2 separate regions of the Homo sapiens genome follow, and region 2 is linked to region 1. A link is an interaction called in ENCODE POLR2A ChIA-PET data of the cell type or tissue named here. Cell type or tissue: MCF 10A. All regions are shown on one strand. Links, peaks and the distances in the headings refer to the core of each region. The heading gives the core; the rest is flanking DNA. Region 1 has its middle 43 kb from the start of HAND1. Region 2 has its middle 43 kb from the start of MIR1303.

Evidence for each region. ChIA-PET counts read pairs that join two places held together with the same protein. Peaks named below come from ENCODE experiments on the same cell type or tissue, not always from the same donor. Only the 100,000 strongest peaks of a DNase experiment are listed, where the experiment ranks them.
Region 2: POLR2A ChIA-PET joins it to region 1 with 5 read pairs; 1 of 35 experiments calls an interaction of 5 or more read pairs at or near these places.

What each region holds. Positions count from the first base shown.
Region 1 is chr5:154,519,276-154,523,671 of GRCh38, reverse strand. No RefSeq gene overlaps it. Among named protein-coding and RNA genes, the nearest start is that of HAND1, 43 kb to the right of the region's middle. RefSeq lists enhancers at 2,060-2,663, 3,853-4,353. In MCF 10A, for the core only: a CTCF peak has its summit at 2,566 (motif pointing left); DNase peaks (open chromatin) are centred at 2,541 and 4,101.
Region 2 is chr5:154,640,789-154,645,184 of GRCh38, reverse strand. No RefSeq gene overlaps it. Among named protein-coding and RNA genes, the nearest start is that of MIR1303, 43 kb to the left of the region's middle. In MCF 10A, for the core only: a CTCF peak has its summit at 2,530; a DNase peak (open chromatin) is centred at 2,524.

The DNA of each region.
Region 1 (4,396 bases), core at 234-4,233:
TTTCTGCCCAGTTGGCTGAGATGCCTGCCTTGTTAACAGAAACAGCGTCAGGACAAGCCAGCTTCCTATAAATAGACAAAGCTGGGGTGAAATAAATACGGGTGGGAGCTGTTTGCCTCTGACACAGAGGAGTTGGTCATTGATGATGGAGATAAAATTTGAGGAAAGAGCTTGGGAAATGTTAGCATGGGGTCACCTTGGCTAGCTGGGGAGCCCCCTAAAGGACTGGGCATTGGTGGGACATGAATGGGGCCAACACACAGCTGTTGTTCAGAGGAGGGACTGAGAGTCAGAAGGGATGATGACAGTCAGGTGACAAAGATCCAATGCCATGGATTGAGGGTGACCAATGTGCCAGGCGCCATGTGCTTTATAAGCAGAGAACAGCTGCTGAGCCTGCCGTGCGGTTGAGTGTTGGAGTCGCACAGACATGCCTGGCTCTGCTGAGCTGGTTGCTTTCCCTTTCTGATACCAGTTCCATCACTGCTGTGATGGGGATGAGAATCATACCTCCTACATTGTAGAATTGTGAGGATTAAATGAAAAGAGGCAGAGAAAGTGCTTAGCACAGGAGTGGCACACAGCGAGCACTTAAAATATGAGCCATTATTCTCACTCAGTGTAAGGTGCTGTGCTATGTGCTGGGCTTACAGCGGGGAGCAAGCCACACCCAATCCCTGACTTCTTAGTGCTGACAGTGGAGCCTGGAAGACCTGGGGAAGAGACTGATGTGATGGGACATGGAAATCATACCAGCGAGATGCAAGATGTAGGAGGAAAAAAAGACAAGTCCCCACTCCCCAGATATAGTCACTTAGAACCAAGAAAGGTGTGTTTTGGCTCTGAATGTTACCAAAACCAGGATGGCACCCAGTATGTCACTCTGTTTGTTTTATTTAACCCTCAGAACAATTCTGCACTATTCCTACTGATAAATGAAGAAGCCGAGGCTCAGGGAGGTGAAATGACATGCCTAAGGCCACACGGCTTAAGCACAGCAGAGCCAGGATGGCCTGATACCATCCTCTTATCCACTGCACTCTACAGCTTGACTTGGCTGCTGGCTGGATGTGTGATCTTGGGCAAGTCACATCTCCTTTTACCAGCCTCAGTTTCCCACCAATCAAGGTAGAATGTGAGGGTCACATAAAGTCATGGATATGAGAGTACTTTGGATGTCGCAAGATGCTGTCTGTGGCTGAAGAATTATTAGCGCACATGGGACAGAAAGCACCAAAGGGCCCCTTATCTGCGATGACCACTCCATGGCCCTCTTCCCCCATAGGATCTTCTCCAAGTCAGGATGCTGGGTCACCCCAGGCCTTCTTTACACCTGCCCTGCAGGAAGGAGAAGCAGATGGAAGATTTTAAACAGCAGTATGGCTGTTGCAAGGATGTCACTCTGTGACAAAAGTGGTTTTGGCCCGTTTTACAGATAAAGAAAATGAGGCACCGCCAAGCAAGTCAACTGTCCAGAGGACAGTTTGTGGCCACAGGGGAACTCGAGAGCCGATCTCAGTCCCTGGACACCCCGTGCTGCATTAGTGGGGGTGCCACCCCTGATAAGCAAGCCATAGGCCAGCAGCACTGGAAGAGTGGGGGGCCACGGTACTGCTTAGCTCTGGGAGTTGGGTGGAGGAAGATAGGTCCCTCCAAGCCTTCCAGCTCCCTCCCCCCACCTCCCCTTTGTGGGGGTAGAGCTAGCTCTGAAGCGTCAGCCCCTCCCCCCTCATTCAAACCCTGTAGGCCCTTTCACACTTCATTCTCATCAGTTTGTGAGATTTTAATCCTTTCTTATGGGACAGAGGAGGAGTCTGGGGCCAGGGTGGGCTCAAGATGGAGACAGATAGGGGTTGGGGGTTGGGTGATGAAGCAGGACTATAATCTAGCCAAGCTGACATCCTCACTTTTTTTTTTGAGACGGAGTCTTACTCTGTCGCCCAGGCTGGAGTGCAGTGGCGCGATCTCGGCTCACTGCAAGCTCTGCCTCCCGGGTTCAAGCAATTCTCTGCCTCGGCCTCCCGAGTAGCTGGGATTACAGGCGCCTGCGACCACGCCCGGCGAATTTTTTGTATTTTTAGTAGAGATGGGATTTCACCCTCTTTGCCAGGCTGGTCTTGAACTCCTGACCTCGAGATCCGCCCGCTTTGGCCTCCTAAACTGCTGCGATTACAGGCGTAAGCCACCGCGCCCGGCCATCCTCACTTTTTTGAACTGTTGGAACGACTGAGACCCAGAAAGGTGCTAAGTCTTACAGCAACTCAGATGCAAAACCAGCCCCAAGCCGAGGTTTCCTGAGCTCCAAGTCAGACAACCCTGCCCTCCTCCGCTTTGTGCTGTGACCTACAAATGGCAAGTCTTGGCCACAGGCAGGCGGGAGACAAATAAATGCGAGCGAATGATTGAATGCTGGGCGCTGCTCTGGAGGGAGCAGGGGGATGGGGAGCTGATTCCCCTACAGGAGCCCGTAGGCAGGGCTTAGCCCCTCCCAAACCAACCCTTCTTCCCGTGGAATTAGTTCACCTGGAATTCTCCTTTTCCCCAGAGAATTGTGCGCCACCTAGAGGATACCGGGAGCTCAGCGCCCTCGTCTCTTGGGGAAAGTGCGGCACCCCTCTCCACTCCCCCACCCACCGCCCACAACTTCTAAAAAGCCCCTAACCCCTTCTAGCCTCTTCCCTGATGTCAGGAGGGTTCTGGCCAGGATCAGCTGCAGTGAAAATCTAGCAAATGAGGACATCCTTGCAGCAGAAAGGACTTAAAGTAGGATATGCCACATACTTTCCCACCTCAGGATTTTTCAGAGGCCATTTCACATTTCCTTTCCCACCTTCTTGGTTTCCTTACCTGGAAACAATGCAGACAGAAGAAATGACCGTGGTGTTCCTGCCAAAGATGCGTAGCCTGGCCCTAATCATCAAACGAAACCCAATTAAGGCCCATTCTTCAAGCTAGTTGGCCAGTGAGCTCCAAAATGTCAAGATCACAAAATTCAGAGAAAGTTTGAGGACTTGTTTGAAGGAAACCAAAGAATGTGGCAACTAAACACAGCACGTTGTTCTAACCCAGTGAGAATCTTGTAGGGGATCTGAGGATTCGATGGTAGGAATGTGTCGATATTAATTTCCTGATGGTGATGGCTGTATTACGGTTTGTAAGAGATTGTCCTTGTTTATTGAAAATAAACACAAAGATGTTCAGGTGAGTTGGGGCATCATATCCGCAACTTATTCTCAAAGCATTTGGGGGAAAAGCACTTCTATGTACCATGCTTGCAGCTTGTCTATAAATTTGAGATAGTTTCAATGTTTAAAAAATATGTAGCATTAAAAATAAATATAGCCGAGGTCAGCGGTGTACATCTGGAGGTCAAGTGCACCACTACATACCCAAGCGGTCCAAGCTGCTTGGGAGGCTGAGACAAGAAGATAGCTTGAGCCCAGCAGTTCCAGGCCGCAGTGCGCTGTGATTGTACCTGAGAAGAGTGACTGCACTCCAGCCGGAGTGACATAGTGAGACACCATCTCCAATAAATAAATAAAATAAATTTAGTATCAGGGGAAAATGCAGACAATAATACCCCTATCTTCAGATTGGCATGGTGGTGAAATAAAAATGTGTAATCATGATACTTGCAATTTGAGCCCTGATGAAAAGCTTTATTTCCTCCTCATATGCTCTGTCTAGGAAGTTGATATCATCATCCCCATATTTCAGATAGAGAAACTGAGGTTCAAAAGATTGAAGAGACTTGCCCCAGGTGGCTGCATTTGCAGCCTAGGGTCTCAGCACCTCACATTGCTGCCTTTCCTCAACTCAGTGCCTACCCATAGCCTAAACACTACACTCTCCTTTTCTCCTCTCCACCAGTCAAAGTCTTCCCGAGTATCACAACCCAGCTTTAGTGCCAATTTCCCCAAAACATCTTCTCTGATTTCCTCTCTACTGGATATGACTGTCCATTTTCTGACCTCAAGAAATTGCAGTGAGCCGAATAATAAGATAATAAGACTGACCTCAAGAATAAGATCAGTCCTCCTCCTGGTCAGTTACTCATTCATTAAATAAATATTTGTACAGAGCCTTCTATGTGGCAGGCATTGTGCCAGGGGCTGAGCATGCACTGATGTGTGACCCTGGCCCCACCCAGAGACTGAGCGTGTACACACACAGATACACACATCATTACAAATTTGATGTTGGCCACCCAGGCAAGAGTAAGGTGCTGTGACAAGGGGTGGTCAGGGAGGCCAAGCTCAGCTTGAGTGTGAGAAGGGCCACCTGGATGGGGCAGGGAGAAGGGAGCACCTGTGGGAAGGGCTGGGAAGGGCATGAGGTAGGCTTGCTTGAGGAGCTGGAAGAAAACCAGTGTGGCAAGGGGAGAGGGGCTGGGAGC
Region 2 (4,396 bases), core at 161-4,160, 120 kb before region 1:
TTCCTCATGTGCAAAATGGGAGTAGTACTGGTACCTGCCTCATAGGGCCTGTGAGAGAAATGCGTGGAGTCACTTAGCACTGAGCCTGGCTCCTAGCAAAAGCTAAAAATACGCAATTGTTGCTCTTAATTATTCTTACAGCCTATAAAACAGCTTTGTGTGCATTATTTGATTTGATTCTCACAATAGCACTGAGAGGATGTACAGGGGCAGATTTATCTCTGTTTTTTTTTTTTTTTTTTTTTTTTTTTAACACAAAGCGACCAAAGTTCAGAGAGGATGAGAGGCCTGGTCTAAGTCACAGGGCCATGACCTCAAGTTCAGGGAGGCTGGTTCCTCTCACCACTGCATTCTCTAAAATACTGTCCAAGGGAAATATAAAGGCAATCACAAATGTAATTTTAAATATTCTAATAACCACATTAGGAATCATAAAAGCAAACAAGTGAAAGTAATTTTAATAAGATATTTCATCTACTATATAAAAATATTACATTTTAACATGTAATCAATATAAAATCATTACTTTTAGGGAAAAGAAAGAGAGATCAGACTGTTGCTGTATCTATGTAGAAAAGGAAAACATAAGAGATTCTATTTTGACCTGTACCTTAAACAATTGCTTTGCTGAGATGTTGTTAATTTGTAACATTGCCCCAGCCACTTTGCCCCAACCTTGAGCTCACAAAAACATGTGTTGTATGGAATCAAGGTTTAAGGGATCTAGGGCTGTGCAGGATGTGCCTTGTTAACAAAATGTTTACAGGCACTATGCTTGGTAAAAGTCATCGCCATTCTCTAGTCTCAATAAACCAGGGGCACAATGCACTGTGAAAAGCCACAGGGACCTCTGTCCTGAAAAGCTGGGTATGGTCCAACGTTTCTCCCCATGTGATAGTCTGAAATATGGCCTCGTGGGATGAGAAAGACCTGACCGTCCCCCAGCCCGACACCTGTAAAAAGTCTGTGCTGAGGTGGATTAGTAAAAGAGGAAAGCCTCTTGCACTTGAGATAGAGGAAGGCCACTGTCTCCTGCCTGCCCCTGGGAACCGAATGTCTCGGTATAAAACCTGATTGTACATTTGTTCAATTCTGAGATGGGAGAAAAACCACCCTATGGTGGGAGACGAGACATGTTGGCAGCAATGCTGCCTTGTTATTCTTTACTCCACTGAGATGTTTGGGCAGAGAGAAACATAAATCTGGCCTATGTGCACATCCAGGCATAGTACCTCTCCTTGAACTTAATTATGACATAGATTCTTTTGCTCACATGTTTTTTTGCTGACCTTCTCCTTATTATCACCCTGCTCTCCTACCACATTCCTTTGGCTAAAATAATGAAAATAATAATCAATAAAAACTGAGGGAACTCAAAGACCAGTGCTGGTGCAGGCCCTCCGTATGCTGAGTGTCGGTCTCCTGGGCCCACTGTTGTTTCTCTATACTTTGCCTCTGTGTCTTATTTCTTTTCTCAGTCTCTTGTCCCACCTGGTGAGATATACCCACAGGTGTGGAGGGGCGGGCCACCCCTTCATCTGGCGCCCAATCTGGGGCCTTTCTCTAGGGTGAAGGTATGCTAAGAACGTGAACATTGAGAACAGCTGATGAGAGATTCCCAAGTATGTCCACGGTCAACCTTGCGGTAAGCTTGTGTGCTCGGAGGAATCCAGGGTAACAATGGGGCAAGCTGAAAGTAAATATGCCTCTTATCTCAGCTTCATTAAAATTATCTTAAGAAGAGGGGGAGTTAAAGCTTCTACAGAAAATCTAATTATGCTATTTCAAACAATAGAACAATTCTGCCCATGGTTTCCAGAACAGGGAACTTTATATTTAAAAGATTGGGAAAAAATTGGCAAAGAATTAAAACAAGCAAGTAGGGAAGGTAAAATCATCCCACTTACAGTATGGAATGACTGGGCCATTATTAAAGCAACTTTAGAACCGTTTCAAATAGAAGAAGATAGTGTTTCAGTTTCTGATGCCCCTGAGAGCTGTGTAATAGATTGTGAAGAAGAGGCAGGAACAGAGTTCAAGAAAGGAATGGAAAGTTCACATTGTAAAAATGTAGCAGAGTCTGTAATGGCTCGGTCAATGCAAAATTGTTGACTATAATCAATTACAGGAGGTAATATATCCTGAATCATCAAAATTGGCAGAAGGAGGTCCAGAATTATTTGGGTCATCAGAGTTTAAACCACGACGGCCATCAACTCCTCCTCCTGCGGTTCAGATGCCTGTGACATTACAACCTCAAATGCAGGTTAGACAAGTACAAACTGCAAGAGAATATCAAGTAGAAAAGGATAGAGTCTCTATCCCGGCAATGCCAATCCAGACACAGTATCCACAATATCAGCTGGTAGAAAATAAAACCCAACCACTGGTAGTTTATCAATACTGGCCGCCAGTCAAATTTCAGTATCAGCTGCTTCCAGAGGTTCAGTATAGATCTCAGGCGGGGTGTCCTGTCCCAAATAGCAGGGCACTATATCAGCAACCCACAGCGATGGCGTTTGATCCTACAGCACCAGCTAGTGTACAAGATAGTACACTGCATAAAACCATTAGCCAGAAAACAGGGAGATCTTGAGGCATGGCAGTACCCGGTAATTTTACAACCGATACTGGCTGGGAAAGGGAGTCAAGCAGGAGCCTCTGTCCAAACTGAGATTAGATATGAATCTTTCACCCTGAAAATGTTAAAAGATATGAAGGAAGGAGTTAAACAATATGGACCCAACTCTCCTTATATGAGAACATTATTAGATTCCATTGCTCATGGAAATAGACTTATTCCTTATGATTGGGAAATTTTGGCTAAGTCTTCCCTTTCACCCTCTCAGTTTCTACAGTTTAAAACCTGGTGGATTGATGGAGTACAAGAACAGGTAAGGAAAAATCAGGCTACTTATCCTGCTGTTAATATAGATGCAGACCAATTGCTAGGAACAGGTCCAAATTGGAGCACTATTAACCAACAATCAGTAATGCAGAATGAGGCTATTGAACAACTAAGGACTATTTGCCTCAGGGCTTGGGAAAAAAATTCAGGACCCAGGAACCTCCTGCCATTCTTTTAGTTCAATCAGACAAGGCTCTAAGAGCCATATCCAGACTTCGTGGCAAGGTTGCAAGATGCCGCTCAAAAATCTATTGCAGATGATAACGCCTGAAAAGTTGTTGTAGAAATAATGGCTTATCAAAATACAAATCCAGAATGTCAATCAGCCATAAAGCCATTAAGAGAAAATGTTCCAGCAGGAGTTGATGTAATTACAGAATATGTGAAGGCTTGTGATGGGATTGGAGGAGCTATGCATAAGGCAATGCTATTGGCTCAAGCAATTACGGGGGTTGCTTTAGGAGGACAAGTTAGAACATTTGGGGGGAAATGTTATAATTGTGGTCAAATTGGTCATCTAAAAAAGAATTGCCCAGTCTTAAATAAACAGAGTAAAAATAAAGAGCCACCTGGCCTGTGTCCATAATGTGAAAGAGGAAAACACTGGGCTAAGGAATGTCATTCTAAATTTGATAAAAATGGGCAACCATTATCGGGAAATGGGAAGAGGGGCCAGCCTCAGGCCCCGCGACAAAGTGGGGCGTTCCCGATTCAGCCATTTGTTCCTCAGGGTTTTCAGGGACAACAACCCCCACAGCAAATACCACCATTTCAGGGAATCAGCCAATTACAACAATACAACAGTTCTCCCCCACCACAGCGGGCAGCACAGCAGCAGATTTATGTTCTACTCAAAGGGTTTCTTTACTCCCTGGATAGCCCCCGCAAAAGATTCCTACAGGGGTATATGGTACACTGCCAGAAGGGATGGTAGGCCTTATTTTAGGAAGATCAAGTCTAAATTTGAAGGGAGTCCAAATTCATACTGGGGTAATTGATTCAGATTATAAAGGGGTAATTCAGTTAGTGATTAACTCCACTGTTCCCTGGAGTGCCAATCCAGGTGATAGAATTGCTCAATTATTGCTTTGCCTTATATTAAAATTGGGGATAGCAAAACAGAAAGAACAAGAGGGTTTGGAAGTACCAACCCTGCTGGAAAATCTGTTTATTGGAGTAGTCAGTTCTCAGAGAATAGATCTGTGTGTACAGTCACTATTCAGGGAAAGCAGTTTGAAAGATTAGTGGATACTGGGGCTGATGTTTCTATCATTACCTTAAATCAGTGGCCAAAAAATTGGCCTAAACAAAAGTCTGTTACAGGACTTGTTGGTGTGGGCGCCACCTCAGAAGTGTATCAAAGTGCCATGATTTTACATTGTCTAGGACCTAATAATCAAGAGAGTACAGTTCAGCCTATGATTACTTCTATTCCAATTAATTTATGGGGCCGAGACTTGTTACAAGAGTGGCATGCAGAGATTACTA